Regions from separate parts of the Homo sapiens genome. Here regions 1, 2, 3 and 5 are each linked to region 4. Evidence: chromatin contacts called from ENCODE Hi-C or POLR2A ChIA-PET data. All regions are on one chromosome and are shown on one strand. Each heading gives the region's core, a stretch centred on a gene start or an enhancer-like site at or near the end of the contact. The rest is flanking DNA. Distances are from core to core; before and after follow the strand shown. Region 1 holds the start of MINK1 (misshapen like kinase 1). Region 2 holds the start of PSMB6 (proteasome 20S subunit beta 6). Region 3 holds the start of CHRNE (cholinergic receptor nicotinic epsilon subunit). Region 4 holds the start of ZNF594 (zinc finger protein 594). Region 5 holds the start of PELP1-DT (PELP1 divergent transcript).

Evidence for each region. Hi-C counts contacts between places; a loop is a spot of excess contacts on that map. ChIA-PET counts read pairs that join two places held with the same protein, here RNA polymerase II (POLR2A). Pooled maps may share reads with other maps.
Region 1: a loop to region 4 is called in a pooled map, with 9 times the contacts of the local background. The contact joins the promoter of MINK1 here to the promoter of ZNF594 in region 4. A Hi-C loop is called at or near these places in 5 of 50 pooled maps. POLR2A ChIA-PET finds 5 or more read pairs at or near these places in 2 of 52 experiments (HEK293 and activated B cell).
Region 2: a pooled map shows a loop between it and region 4 (6-fold over the local background). The contact joins the promoter of PSMB6 here to the promoter of ZNF594 in region 4. A Hi-C loop is called at or near these places in 6 of 50 pooled maps. POLR2A ChIA-PET finds 5 or more read pairs at or near these places in 3 of 52 experiments (A673, AG04449 and activated B cell).
Region 3: a pooled map shows a loop between it and region 4 (4-fold over the local background). The contact joins the promoter of CHRNE here to the promoter of ZNF594 in region 4. A Hi-C loop is called at or near these places in 6 of 50 pooled maps. POLR2A ChIA-PET finds 5 or more read pairs at or near these places in 4 of 52 experiments (A549, AG04449, CD4-positive, alpha-beta memory T cell and 1 more).
Region 5: a loop to region 4 is called in a pooled map, with 5 times the contacts of the local background. The contact joins the promoter of PELP1-DT here to the promoter of ZNF594 in region 4. A Hi-C loop is called at or near these places in 7 of 50 pooled maps. POLR2A ChIA-PET finds 5 or more read pairs at or near these places in 2 of 52 experiments (PC-9 and activated CD8-positive, alpha-beta memory T cell).

Annotation. Positions count from the first base shown.
Region 1 is chr17:4,831,970-4,834,974 of GRCh38, reverse strand. It overlaps MINK1 (misshapen like kinase 1), which reads right to left and starts at 1,635. Exons shown (of 32, transcript NM_153827.5): 1 at 1,335-1,635. The coding sequence starts at 1,391. RefSeq lists silencers at 1,085-1,334, 1,345-1,814 and an enhancer at 1,792-2,578.
Region 2 is chr17:4,794,506-4,797,446 of GRCh38, reverse strand. PSMB6 (proteasome 20S subunit beta 6) reads right to left here and starts at 1,283. Exons shown (of 6, transcript NM_002798.3): 1 at 1,151-1,283; 2 at 652-719; 3 at 1-9. The coding sequence starts at 1,252. RefSeq lists enhancers at 970-1,499, 926-1,524.
Region 3 is chr17:4,901,848-4,904,790 of GRCh38, reverse strand. It overlaps CHRNE (cholinergic receptor nicotinic epsilon subunit), which reads left to right and starts at 1,693. Exons shown (of 12, transcript NM_000080.4): 1 at 1,693-1,773; 2 at 2,028-2,170; 3 at 2,297-2,341; 4 at 2,465-2,574; 5 at 2,704-2,859. The coding sequence starts at 1,728. C17orf107 (chromosome 17 open reading frame 107) reads right to left here. Exons shown (of 3, transcript NM_001145536.2): 3 at 1,857-2,943. RefSeq lists a silencer at 863-1,157 and enhancers at 1,289-1,508, 1,698-2,339, 2,340-2,943.
Region 4 is chr17:5,190,357-5,193,173 of GRCh38, reverse strand. It overlaps ZNF594 (zinc finger protein 594), which reads left to right and starts at 1,306. Exons shown (of 2, transcript NM_032530.2): 1 at 1,306-1,426. It overlaps ZNF594-DT (ZNF594 divergent transcript), which reads right to left and starts at 1,167. Exons shown (of 6, transcript NR_152840.1): 1 at 1,011-1,167. RefSeq lists a silencer at 1,172-1,371.
Region 5 is chr17:4,702,925-4,705,687 of GRCh38, reverse strand. PELP1-DT (PELP1 divergent transcript) reads right to left here and starts at 1,458. Exons shown (of 2, transcript NR_103482.1): 1 at 1,318-1,458; 2 at 159-489. It overlaps PELP1 (proline, glutamate and leucine rich protein 1), which reads left to right and starts at 1,551. Exons shown (of 17, transcript NM_014389.3): 1 at 1,551-1,825. The coding sequence starts at 1,577. It also overlaps the pseudogene RPS12P29.

The sequences.
Region 1 (3,005 bases), core at 386-2,885, 360 kb after region 4:
ATGGGAAGAAAAAAAACTGTGTCACCTAGAGAAACCCAATTAACAACATGACTCTGCTCTCTTCAATTCCCCTCTCCCCTCCAGCCATATCCGGGGCACCTGTGTGGCTGACCGCCTTTTCCCACTACTGGCCATGTTCCCTGGCTGACTCAAAAGCCAGAAGACAGTCTGAGCAGGGGCCTCCAGAGAAGCGAACCTAGAGATGGGAAGTCCTGCTCTCCCCACACCTTGGCCTGGTGAGAGCGCTGGAAGGGCACAGGATCAAAACACCACCTGGCTGATAGTCTGGAGTGTTCACCTTGAAATCACTAAGTTGCCCCTTAAGCCAAAGCTCCCTGCCGAAGAAAAACATAAATGCTACAGAAAGCTCTTCCACCAGAGTGTGTAAGTGCCCCACAAGGGACAATGAACGGGTATTTCCAAGAAATTCCTGCAGCATTTGCTTCCTCTCAACCCCTTTCCTTATTAGCCCCTACCTTGAGAGGTCTCCATTGCTTCCAGCCTTTAGCTAACATAAACACCCACTGCCTTTCCAAACCTTCAGCCTGACCACATGTAGCATGTGTCGTGTGTGCGCGTGTGTGTGTGTGTAAACATCCTCTTCCCAGCCCGTGCTACAGTTTCCAAAGAGAAGAAATGCCTCCCCTCCTCCCCGAGGGCTCCCAGCCCCACGCTGCTGCAGAGTTGGTCATGTAATATTCAGGGACCCTGAGACCGGAAATGCCTGGTTCTGAACTGCTGCACTTGAAACAGGAGAGAAGGGATAGGGAAAACTGAACATGGGATTGAGGGTGACGGCACGAGGGGTGGGGTAGCTGAAATTCCGACCAGGGAAAGGATGCAATTCAAGGGTGGGCGAGGCAGAGAAAGAGGGATGAGAGAGAGGCTGTCGAGACAGTTGCAAAGTCAAAATTCCAGGAGCTGAGGAAGAGGAGGGGAAGGAAGAAGATAGAAGTAAGGGCAAAGGTGGAAAAGGGCCGAAAGGAGGTAAGGAACCACAATAAAGGTTCTCCAGGTGATGGGGGAGGCTAAGTTTAGGCGAACCAGTGGGTCCCGAACCCCAGAGTAAAGGTAGGGTGGCACGGAAGTGTGGGGGCGGGGCACCACAGGGTGGGGACCGAACTGGCTCCCAGCATCTGCAGCCAGTGGAGAGAGAAGGGAGCAGAGGGCGGGGGCCCAGCCGCGGCGGGAGTCCGGGAAAGGGGCACGGGTCGCCAAGGGGACCCAAGCTGGTGGAGGGGGCGCCCGGGAGCACGTGAGGCGTGCAGCCACCCCGCTCCCTCCCCTGCGGCGGGGACAGGAACCAGGGCGAGGCTGGGGGACGGCGCGCTCACCCGCAGGGCGGACAGGTCGATGTCGTCCAGGCTGCGGGCGGGGGCTGGGTCGCCCATGGCCTCCGTGGGGAACGGGGCACCGGGGCCGCTCACGCTCCGGCTCGGTTACTCCACTGCCGCCGTCGCCGCTTCTCCCCCATCGGAGAACCCCGGGGGCGGACTCCACCGCGCCTCCCCCGGAGACCGGGGAGGGGGAGGGCCGGCGCGAGGACCGACCCACCGACTGACAGGCGCTATCTCCCCGGAGCCAGCCACCCGAGCCTACCACCTCTCCTGCGCAGGCGCGGAGCGACCGCGCACTGGGAGGGTGGAAGCGCGAGCGTGACGCGAGCGCGCCGGGGCCCCCTCCCCCTAGGCGCCGACACCTGCGCGCAGGCGCAGGCGAGCAGGCGAAAGGCGCGCGCGAGGACGGAGCGACCGCGCGAGCCTGGCGTGAAAGAAGTGGGCGGCGGCCGAGGCGGCCGCGGAGCGCGCCCACCAGCTGGTGCGCGTGCGCACACGCGTTTCCTTTTCTTTCCCTATTTTTTTTGCCCTTTCTCTCCCTTATTTCCTTCTCAGATCTCCTTTGACGCCTTTCCTTCCCTTTCCCTCCTTCTTTCGTGTGCCCAGCTGCCAATCAAGCCACCCACCTTTCCATTTGCGGGGGAAGGGGGCGGTACCCAACCCCCTCTATTACTAGGGGGTTGTTATGGTAACTCCCCACGCGAGGGCTGGGTGGCCTCTAGATAGGACGGGCTGTCCACCCACCCAATTGCTATGGCAACAGTGGAGCCGCTGAGGGAGGGGCCACTCCGTGAGAACTTGGCTGGAGAAACCACGTGGGAGTTGGGGGGCAGAGGAGGGGCACCGGCTGCCTCAGGAATGCCCTTTCCACCCTCACCTAGCAGGTTGGGGAAGCATCGAGGTGCTCTCAGATCTCAGGATAAGGAATCCTACCGCAGACGTGTATCTCTGCACCTCTTTTAACAAAGTGTTCTGCACAAAGGAACTGTTTCCACAATTATTCATTGATCACTGGAGTCGCGCGTGGAGGAAGGGGTGGCGAAGGGGAAGAGAGGGAATCTGCGTTCAGTCCCTTAAAATATAGCTTGGGTCACCTTAGATCTAGTCATGTTGGCATAGCGCCTACAGCCATTAGCCTCAGTGGAGGCTGGGTAATGCTATCTAAGAACCACGAGTCATGTTCTACCACTGAAATGCTGTGTGACCTTGAGCAAGTTGCTTTGCTTCTCTGAGGTTTTCTTTCACTGTGAAATTGAGGGGGGAGGCTGTATGATCCTCAAGAGCTCTTCTAGCACCAACACTGCCTCTGAAAGACTCCACCACCAGCCTTAATATAAACATCATTTAAGAGAGTTTAATTTAGAAGTCCTTGAAAAATAGCTGAACACATTCCTTTCTGGACCGTTTTTAGCATTTGGGTGCACAGCCAGTCGGCCCCCTTCCCTAACCCCTAGCCCATTTTCCTTGCCACTGCCCTTATTCAAGCCGCTATCCCCATTCATCTCCTATTTGGCCTTCCGGCCTGACTCCTTCAAGTCAATTCTATTTTTTTTTTTTTTTTTTTTTTTTTGAGACAGAGTCTCACTCTGTCGCCCAGGCTGGAGTGCAGTGGTGCGATCTTAGCTCACTGCAAGCTCCGCTTTCCGGGTTCATGCCATTCTCCTGCCT
Region 2 (2,941 bases), core at 34-2,533, 400 kb after region 4:
ATGTAGGACCTGCAGGATGGCAGAATAGTGAGGAAAGGAGCCCACCTGTCTTCCACCTCCATCCCATCACTACCCACTCTCTTAGGGCTCAGGGATAGGATGTCCAGTATTGCCTTTTTTTCCTTTTTCTTTGAGATGGAGTCTCGCTCTGTTGCCCAGGCTGGAGTACAGTGACGCGATCTCTGCTCACTGCAACATCCACCTCCTGGGTCCAAGCGATTCTCTAGCCCTAGCCTCCCAAGTAGCTGGGACTGCAGGCACGCACCGCCACGCACGGCTAATTTTTGTATTTTTTAGTAGAGACGGGGTTTCGCCATGTTGGCCAGGCTGGTCTCGAACTCCTGACCTCAGGTGATCCACCCGCCTCGGCCTCCCAAAGTACTGGGATTACAGGCGTGAGCCACCGTGCCTGGCCTCCAGTATTGCTTATTCTCATCCAAACTGAAGCGGGCTGGAGAACAGACTTTTGTAAGGATTCCACTAACGAGTGAGGGGAACTGAAAGTAACAAAAGTTGGGACAAATCTTTATCTCCAGAGAGAGAAGAAACCTCTCTTCCCACAGTGGTCTGTGGAGGCAGGCAGGGTGGGCTGGCAGGCAGGAAAGGAAAAGGAAGATGGGAAGACCTTTCACAAATCTGTCCTGAGCTCACCCAGTGGTTGTTCTGGAGTCCGCCCCCAGAACCACGCCCCCGTCAAACTGCACGGCCATGATAGTGGTCTGGGAAAAGGGAAAAAGGAGTAAGTCTACATTCTCCAGCAGACACAAACCTCAATGATCTCTCTACCTAGTTCCAAAAATACAAAATCTGTCCGTCGCTGAACCATTTTCAAATCTTATAGGGGCCTCAGCACCCCGCAGAATACCAGAATGCCAACCCTCAAATCTCAAAAGACTCATCCCGTACTTAAGCCCAAGATCCTCACTAGCCTCGCAGGATTTCAGAATTTCAAACTTCAGCCCACCCTCCACCTCCCACTACGAAGCTACCGCACCACTCCACCATCTTCGGGGTACCTCTCCCCATTCCTGGAGCACAACACATTCCACCTCCTCTCCACCCCTGCCAGATCTCTCAACCCCACTCAGGCTTTATCTTCCCATCGCGTCAGGCCTTGTGCACGTCCTATGAACCCCGATTCCTTCCTCACCCCAGTGGAAACTTCTCGGCTTTCCCAGTCTGGAGTGAACGCCTCCGGCCCCCAAGCCGGTGCTGGCCCGGCTCCCCGAGCAGCTAGTAAGGTAGCCGCCATCTTTCTCCTCCGGTACTGCCTCAAAGCAACTGTCGTAAAGCGCTCTGTCACGCTCTTTGGTCGCGCTTTGAGGCCTTCTGGGAGCGAAGCTACTCCGAGGTTGACGGCAGAAGGGAAAAGAAAAGTACAGTACTGCATGGGGACGGTTCTTTTGCGACAGTGAGCACTTGATGGCAGCGTGGCAAGCAACAAACAAAACAAGAAAGTCAGCAAAACCCCCCCCCCAAAAAACCAAAAAAAACCCAAAAACCGTTCGGCACTTTGGGAGGCTGAGGCGGGCGGATCATGAGGTTAGGAGTTCAAGACCAGCCTGGCCAACATGGTGAAACTCCTTCTCTACTAAAAAATACAAAAATTAGCCGGGCGTGGTGGGGCGCGCCTGTAATCCCGGCTACTGGGGAGGCTGAGGCAGGAGAATCGCTTGAGCCTGGGAGGCGGAGGTTACAGTGAGCCGAGATCACGCCACTGCACTCCAGCCTGAGCGACAGAGCAAGACTGTCTCAAAACAAAAGCAAAAACAAAACAAAACAAAAAACAGTCCTAGTGGCTTGCGCCGTACCGATCTTATGGAGTTACAGTCCAAAGGGCCCACAAAATAAACCTGAGAGTCTTTGGGCTAAAGTGACCACACCATGTTTTCATTTCTTTTAGTTATATACTTAGGAGTATATGCTGGCAGAGGAATTTATGGGTTCTATGATAACTGTATGTTTAACATTTTGAGCAACCGACAAACTGTTTTCCACAGAAACTGCACCATTTTACATCCCTACAAGCCATGTGTGAGGGTTCCAATTTCTCCACATCCTCACCAACACTTGTTATTGTGCATTTTTTTAGTTATAGCCATTCCAGTGGGTGTGAAGTGGTACCCTGTGGTTTTCATTGGTATTTTTCTAATGATTAGTGATGCTGAGCATATTTCCATGAGATAATTGGCCATTTGTATGTCTTTTTTGATGCAATGTTTTTTCAAGTTCTTTGCACATTCTAAAATTGGGATATGTCTTTTGTTTAATATATTTTTGGGGTTTAATTTTTTTTTTTTGAGACGAGGGTGGGGTGTGTGTGTGGGGTGGGTTTGTCTTGCGGTGTTTCCCAGGCTGGAGTGCAGATGGGATCATGGTGCACTATATCAGCCTCGAACTCCTGGGCTCCAGTGATCCTCCCGCCTCAGCTTCTCAAGTAGCTGGGACTACAGGTGTGTGCCACTGAACCCAGCTCTATTTGTCTTTTTTTTTTTTTTTTTTTTTTTTTGAGACGGAGTCTCGCTCTGTCGCCCAGGCGGGACTGCGGACTGCAGTGGCGCAATCTCGGCTCACTGCAAGCTCCGCTTCCCGGGTTCACGCCATTCTCCTGCCTCAGCCTCCCGAGTAGCTGGGACTACAGGCGCCCGCCACCGCGCCCGGCTAATTTTTTTTGTATTTTTAGTAGAGACGGGGTTTCACCTTGTTAGCCAGGATGGTCTCGATCTCCTGACCTCATGATCCACCCGCCTCGGCCTCCCAAAGTGCTGGGATTACAGGCGTGAGCCACCGCGCCCGGCCTCTATTTGTCTTTTTATACTGGTGTGATCTCGGCTCACTGCAGCTTCCGCCTCCCGGGTTCCAGCAATTCTCTTGCCCCAGCCTCCCAAGTAGCTGGGATTACAGGCATGCGCCACCATGCCCGGCTAATTTTTGTATTTTT
Region 3 (2,943 bases), core at 444-2,943, 290 kb after region 4:
TGATTATGACCTACCTCATAGGTGGGGGAAGGAGACCCAAAGGTGATGGACCCGAAAGTGTTTTGTGAAGGGTAAAATAAACACAGGTGTGCGAGATCAATAGAGTTGATTGATAAGTCTCATGCATTATTGCCAATCTACTTGTGTGACCCTGGATCCCGACCTTAGCATCCCCTTTCATGTATTCAGGACAGTGATCATTGCTTTGCTGGACTGCTGTGAGGAAATGAGATGTAAGCAGAAAATATGCTTAGGCCAGCCCCTCCTACCTCACGAGGAACACCTGGACAGTTTCCTAAAAATACAGATTCCTGGCACCCTAGTCCCGAAATCATAATTCTCTGGGAATGGAGCCTAGGAATCTGAATTTAAAATAAGCACCCCTCCAGGTGATTAGAATGGTTCAAGAAGGCTTTAAAAAACACTGAGGCCGGGCGTGGTGGCTCACACCTGTAATCCTAACCCTTTGGGAAGCTGAGGCAGGAGGATCGCTTTAGCCCAGGAGTTTGAGAGCCGCAGTGAACTATGGTGGTGCCACTGTACTCCTGTCTGGGTGACAGAGTGAGATCCTGTCCCCCCACCCCCTGCAAAAAACAAAAAACAAAAAAAGAAACAGAAAAACAAAAAACATCGAGGCTGGGCGCGGTGGCTCACGCCTATAATCCCAGCACTTTGGGAGGCCCAGGTAGGTGGCTCACGAGGTCAGGAGATCGAGACCATCCTGGCTAACATGGTGAAACCCCATCTCTACTAAAAAATACAAAAATTAGCCGGGCATGGTGGCATGCGCCTGTAGTCCCAGCTACTCCAGAGGTTGAGGCAGGAGAATCGCTTGAACCCGGGAGGCGGAGGTTGCAGTGAGCCGAGATCATGCCACTGCACTCCAGTCTGGGCGCCAGAGCGAGACTTGGTCTCAAAAAAATTTTTTTTAAAAAGGAACATCAAAAGGATCTATTAAGGTGTCATCAGGTGTGTGTGTATGTGTGCACGTGTGTGTTTAGGAGAGTAGGATGGGAAGACGGTACTATCATCTGTGACCACAAGGTGGCAGCAGGGATAGACAAGGAGAAACAAGTCTCCCACCCAGAGGGGCTGGGCATGGGCAAACCTGGCGATCAGGTTGTGGAAGGAGGTGGGTCCTTTACATGATCTCCTTTGCTAGATGGAATCTCTGTACCGCAGGGCTAATCCCCTGTGACCACCTGTCTCTTTATCAGGTCTTTATGGAGACTGTTTTTTGCCACTCTGTCGGCAAGAAAGGCATTGTGAGCTTGGGTGGTGATAGTGTGTGTTCCACATGGGTGAGAATGGGAGGCAAGGGGTGTGTCACATCCCCAGATGTGTTCATCAGTCAGGGTCACCTACACAGGGCAGCTTACTCAAAGGACAACAGTGCCTGCTGAAAGCAGTGTCTCCCACCCCCTGCTACTAGAATTGTGGTTGCAGGTGCCTCTCAGGAGACGCCCACATCTGTGGCTGGGGAGTTGGCCAAATACCAGGCAAAGGACGCTGGGCTGGGGCGGGGCAGGGGCAGGAAACACAGGATGGGGCAGCTGCCTCTGGAAGCAGCCAAAATGTCCCCAGCTGCAGCAGGGGTGAGCAGAGGATTAGGTGACAGTCCCCTAACAGCCCGGAACTAACACCCTCCTCCCCCTCACACAGGCACCCTGGCATGCCCCCTCCAAGCCTGCCAGAGCTCAGAATAACCCTGAGAACCACGCAGCAGGATGGCAAGGGCTCCGCTTGGGGTCCTGCTCCTCTTGGGGCTTCTCGGTACGGACAGGGGCTAGAGGGGCAATTGGACACACACAGATACTGACATGAAGGGACTGGGAAGACAAAGACAGAGACCAAGATGGAGACTTAGACACAGTATTTCGTTCCCAGGCACAGCATAATTGGTTTAGGAGACAGATACTGATAGTACACAGCCTCAGAGGCCTGTGAGGACCCAGGGGAGGCAGAGGGGAGAGAGGTGCTCCAGCCTCTTCATTGCCAATGACCCTTCCTTCTTGACCCCATCGCAGGCAGGGGTGTGGGGAAGAACGAGGAACTGCGTCTTTATCACCATCTCTTCAACAACTATGACCCAGGAAGCCGGCCAGTGCGGGAGCCTGAGGATACTGTCACCATCAGCCTCAAGGTCACCCTGACGAATCTCATCTCACTGGTAAGCTACCCCCACCCTCATCTTAAGCCAAAAATCCCACTTCTGGCCCCAACCGCTGAGCTCTGTCCTAAAGCTCACTTCTGGCCCTGAAATCTCACTTCAATCATCCCCATCTCCCATCTGCAGAATGAAAAAGAGGAGACTCTCACCACTAGCGTCTGGATTGGAATCGTGAGTCAAATCTGGGGAATGGTGTGAGGTCTTGTCCAGGGCACCCCTTTTCCCCCAAACCCCTCCCAGGCAGCGCCAGGTGGGAGATGCAGGGCACGCGGCCTTCCATCCCCCACCCCTTAGGATTGGCAGGATTACCGACTCAACTACAGCAAGGACGACTTTGGGGGTATAGAAACCCTGCGAGTCCCTTCAGAACTCGTGTGGCTGCCAGAGATTGTGCTGGAAAACAAGTGAGAACCGGGCCAGACGCCAGGCTGGAGGGAAGCCGGCCTGGGGTGCGGGCTGGACTTGGTTGGGGAAGGGGGTACTCTGAGAGGGTGCAGACCTGTGCAAAAAGCTCGGTTTCCCCGAGCCCACAGTATTGATGGCCAGTTCGGAGTGGCCTACGACGCCAACGTGCTCGTCTACGAGGGCGGCTCCGTGACGTGGCTGCCTCCGGCCATCTACCGCAGCGTCTGCGCAGTGGAGGTCACCTACTTCCCCTTCGATTGGCAGAACTGTTCGCTTATTTTCCGGTGGGAAGAGCTACTCCGAGGCCCGGACGATTATTGTTGGGGGGGGGCCTTATGGGGCGGGGCCAACCGGGAAGCACCGCCCTC
Region 4 (2,817 bases), core at 57-2,556:
AACCCATTTCTAAATTCCAAAGAGTAACTTCTATTAGTGCACTCTTATTAAGAGAGGTAAAGCAAAAGGAACTATAAAAGCAACTATAATTGAAGTCTATTTGAGACATGGCTCAGTATTTCAATGAAAATGTAACACAGTCAATGAAATACTATCTCAAATGTAGTTGTGCAAATTAAGGAATAGTTGGTAGTAGCTGCATTTACAAATTCAAGAGTGAAACGTGCATAATTCGTGCAACCCAAAGTTTGGGACAGAGAGATATGAGAAGCCAAAGTGACTAGTGCACTGACAGTTTTGCTTCGGAAAGGCTTGGGGTTGGACATCTTACATCTTTACATACATATATAACCCTTACCACGATCCTACGCTACGCGAACCAACATCATCTCCATAGTAATAACTAATATGTATCTGGCCTTCGCCACATGCAAACTTCACATACATATGTCAGTGAGGTCGGTCCTATTATTTACCTCACTTTACAAATGAAGCAACGGAGGCGCGAAGAAGCTATTAATAGGTAACTTGTTCAAAGTCACATAGCCCCTAAGTGGTGGGGCAAGGATTCTGAGTGTCTGACTTTCTCACTTCGGAACTTACACTTTTAAACATTAAGCTGTCCTTGTTGGGATCTGTATCGCCTAGCCTTTGACCGGGCATTGCAAATAGAAGTCATCAATGAATGAGACCACAAATGCATGCAGGGAACAATAACAAAAGATGAAAACAGAACAGGCAGAACAGGAGTTCGAGACTAGCCTGGCCAACATGGCGAAACCCCGTCTCTACTAAAAATACAAAAATTAGCAGGGCGTGGTGGTGGGCGCCTGTAATCCCAACTACTGGGGAGGCCGAGGCAGGAGAATCGCTTGAACCTGGGAGATGGAGGCTGCAGTGAGCCGAGATCGCGCCATTGCACTCCGGCCTGGGCGAAAGAGCGAGACTCCATCTCAAAAACAAAACAAAAGGGCAGAACAAAAACGTAGTTACTTGAAGGGGTCACTCACCCCGGACCCGACCGTGCCACAGCCCCGACGCCACGCATGTCTAGGACCAGCTGAGGACGCGGCCTCTCGGCGGTAACCTTGGTAACCAGCCAGCGCGCCGCTGGCCCTCCGGAAGTCAGACTCCGCCGGGCTGAGCCGAGCTACGCCAGCGCCGACTGGCGTCGTGGAGGAGTCTGCGCAGAGGAGACACCTGATCCGGTGGGAGACGGCCAGGGGAGCGCGCGCGGATTGGCTGGAGCCGACGGGGGACGGCTGGGCGGGGCGCGGACTGGGGGACCGCAGTCCCGGGGAGCGCACCGGAAGTTCTCGCCTGGCCCAGGCGCGGGGTCCAAGATGGTGGCGCTAGGAGCCGCGACCCAGTGATAGCGGCCGTGGAGGGGCCCCCGACCGAGCGGGAGGTTGGGGGTAGCCTGGAGGTGAGACCCCGCTGCGTTCACAGAGCTGGCGGCCGCGGCGCCTGCGTCCACCGGCAAGCGAGGAGTGGAGCAGAGCTCATATGCCTATGGGGAGAGGCCTGGGGGACCGCAGGAGGATGTAGGCGCCGGGTGCGCATGACTGGGCCTTCTTGCTCTCGGTCGGCTTCTTGGTCTCGGCGTGCCCCATTCCCGGCCCTGTCCCGCTACTCTTGCCTGTTCCAGTTCCCTCCTGTGGGTACCGCTAACGGCATCTTCCCGAGGCCCAGAATCCACCGTCAGGCATAAATTGATTATTCCTCGCCCACATCTGTGCCAGGTATATTTGTATATGTAACCAAATCTGGTTTTTGCATCCCACGAGTGACCCCGCTGGGGAGGCTAGACTAAGCCACAGGAATGAACTGTATTGTTCATATATGTTCTACTACTCAGTCTAAAATATTAGGACTGTTAGAGTTCAAACAAGGGAGGGATTTAGGTGGGCTGGTCTCTTTGTAAGGGTCTACATTGCTTTTAGGAGCAGCTTCTATTGTGACCAAGCGAGTTACAGAGAAACGCCACACTTTGAGACAAATTAAAGAGTCCTTATTAGCCGGCAACCGAGAGGCAGCTAGCGCCCAAAATTTTCTCGGCCCTGAGGAAGGGGCTAGTTTTGTTTTTATACCGTGGTCTAAATAGGGGAGGGGGGATTTTAGCTGAAGCAATTTTTACAGAAGCAGAACTGGCAAAAAGTTGAAAAATTAATTGGTTACAAATGCAGTTACAAAATATAAACAGTTCCAATTGCACGGGCTTAAACTATCACAAAGAGATAAATGCAGGGGTTTTGCTTGCCATCCACCGAGCGCGTCCCCAGGAGCTGCTGGTGCAGCTTGCCTCAATATCTTATCAGTAGGTGCATTCCTGGACGTGCTTTGAGTCAGTTTACACTAGCTATGCCTTAAGGGAGGGAGGTGAAAGGGGGCTGCCAGTGGAGAAACTAAAATGGAGTCTGTCCGGCTCTCTCTCTGCTAGGAGAGAGTCACTCAGGTTAAAACAAAGTAGGGTATCACACTTCAAAAGTCATTTCTTTTGGGAAGCCTTCCCGGATTGCCACCGCAGCGCTTTTAGCATCTAATTCATAGGCTCTTACTACCTTGTTTCATGTGTGAGTCTTCCTCTAGGCATAGATTCTTTGTTTAGCTTCACCTAATGCGTGCCCATGAATGTGAATTAAAAAGGATTGACATAGTTAAAAGATACTAAGAACTGGGCATGAAATAGTGGCATTTCTTAAGTTAAAAAATAGTGGCCCCTAGGCCAGCTTTGAGTGTAGACACATTTTCTTGGCTCATGCTGTTTGTTTTTATTTGAATTAATGGCCAACTTCCTTTTTTTTCTTAAGACAGAGT
Region 5 (2,763 bases), core at 209-2,708, 490 kb after region 4:
TCACTACAGTTTGCATTAGCAAAAAGCTGGAGCAGCCTTTAAGCATTAATTCAGCAATAGAATTATTAAATCATGGTGCACCCATTTCATTCATACCACAGTTTAAAAAACAGCATAAAGAAGGCCATGAGTGAAAACAAGCCACACGCAGACCCCAATCTTGTAAAATATTCATTTATGTGCTTGTGCATAGACTAATATTAGGAAAGTATACACGCTACTGGGGCAGGGCTTTGCGGGGGAGGAGCAGTTTTTCTTTTTACTTTATGCCTTTCTGTACTGTTTGAATTGGCTTTTGCAAGGCGCACGTCTTGTATCATTTCTGAAGTTGCAAATGTAGTTAAAAATGTCTGTGATTTCAAGTTACCTAGAGAGTTATTGATTCCTTCTCTTTCCCTGCCGCTGCCGAGTTGCGCGGAGGCGGAGGCTTGGGTACCTTCAAGATTCAGCTTCACTTGTAACCCACCGCCACGGCCGAGGAAGGCATTGCTGCTGGAGGGGTAATGGATGTTAATACTGCTTCACAAGAGGTGCTGAAGACCGCTCTCATCCACCATGACCTAGCACGTGGAATTCGCGAAGCTGCCAAAGCCTTAGACAAACGCCAAGCCCATCTTTGTGTGCTTGCATCCAACTATGATGAGCCTACTATGTATGTCAAGTTGGTGGAGGCCTTTGTGCTGAACACCAAATCAACCTAATTAAGGTTGATGACAACAAGAAACTAGGAGAATGGGTAGGGCTCTGTAAAAATCGACAGAGAGGGGAAACCCCGTAAAGTGGTTGGTTGCAGTTGTGTAGTAGTTAAGGACTATGGCAAGGAGTCTCAGGCCAAGGATGACATCGAAGAGTACTTGAAATGCAAGAAATGAAGAAATAAATCTTTGGCGCGCGTACACACACACACACGTTACTGATTCCTAGGCAGGGTGCGGTGGCTCATGCCTGTAATCTCAGCACTTTGGGAGGCCAAGGCGGGCGGAACACCTGAGGTCAGGAGTTCAAGACCATCCTGGCCAACATGGTGAAACCCCATCTCTACAAAAATACAAAAAAAATTAGCCGGGCGTGGTGGCGCGCGACTGTAATCCCATCTACTCGGGAGGCTGAGGCAGGGAAATCGCTTGAACCTGGAAGGTGGAGGTTGCGGTGAGCCGAGATCGCGCCACTGCACTCCAGCCTGGGCCACAGAGCGAGACTCCGTCTCAAAAAAAAAAAATGAGAGTTATTGATTCCTACAGCGAAGATGTCCCAAGACTCCGTCCGCTAAATGGAAATCGTTCCGACTTTGGCGCCTTTTGTCCGGACCACGTGTACCTTTAACATCACAGGACCGCCTCGGACACGCTCACAGGCAGCCTCATCCGCCATCACTCCGGGAACCGAGCACCCCGCTGCCTCGGCGCCCAGGCTGCTCTCTCCGCGCATGCTCCTTCCCAGCTTGAGCCCGCGAGTCCAGCCTGCCTTCACTCAGTGCGCAAGACCGCAGCCCCCTCCCCACGCCCCCTCCCCAGTAGGCGGCCGTCGCGGTGTGTTTGCGTCATCGCGCCACGCCACCACTGGAACCCGGGGGAAGATGGCGGCAGCCGTTCTGAGTGGGCCCTCTGCGGGCTCCGCGGCTGGGGTTCCTGGCGGGACCGGGGGTCTCTCGGCAGTGAGCTCGGGCCCGCGGCTCCGCCTGCTGCTGCTGGAGAGTGTTTCTGGTTTGCTGCAACCTCGAACGGGGTCTGCCGTTGCTCCGGTGCATCCCCCAAACCGCTCGGCCCCACATTTGCCCGGGCTCATGTGCCTATTGCGGCTGCATGGGTCGGTGGGCGGGGCCCAGGTGAGTCCGTGGCCCGCGTGCCCGCGGCCCTGTGGGGAGGATGGCGCGGCACCTGTGCGCCGGGATTACGGTGCAGTGCAAGTGCGATAGGGAGGTTGAAGGAAGGAGAGCTGCGGGCAGAAAGGGGATCCAGGTATCAGTCCGGACGGGATGCACGTATTTCTCCTTTATCGGCCATGAGTTTCTCCAGGGGAAAAATGGGCCTTATTTTTCTGTTGTTAGGCTATTGGTCGGCACACAGGAATCGATTAGGTTCCAGGCCCGGTCACTCACTAGTTGTATAATCTAAAAGTCTCTTTTTCCTCTGGCAATATCTGTTTCGGGGATTGTTTCGACTGACTGAATGACGCATTCAACAATAAACATTTACCGAGCTCTTATTGAGGGTCAGATACTGTACTAGGCGCTCCGGTTACAGACGTGGTGGCGATACACAAAATGCTGCGAAACAAGATGAGAATTGAATATCAGGGGTCTCTAACCTTATCTGAAGACTGGCAGAGATTTTTCCAAAGAAACCGGCGTTTAAGCTGAGACCCTAAGGATGAATAGGGGTTGGGTAGGGAAAAAATATGGGAGGGGCTGTTCAGTCAGAGGAGAGCTCATGTGGGAAGACCCTGTGGTAGGAAGGAACTGGAAAGAAGGGCATCGTTCCTGGGGCTCAGATGTGGAGGGGAAGAGAGTGGGTACAGATGAGACTGGTGAGATGGGTAGGCAGTGGTCGGGTCATGCAGAGCGTTTTAGGCCGGGTTAGGAGCCTTTGGACTTCTATAAGAATGGAATCTGATAACCATTCAGTTCTGCAAGCTAGACACTCAAGTAATTCTAAACTCTTCTTCATACACCTCCATAAGCAATCTGTCAAGTCCTGTTGATTTTATCCTTTGAGTAGTTTTCAGATCTGTCCACTCTTTTCCATCTTTCTCATTGCTCCCATT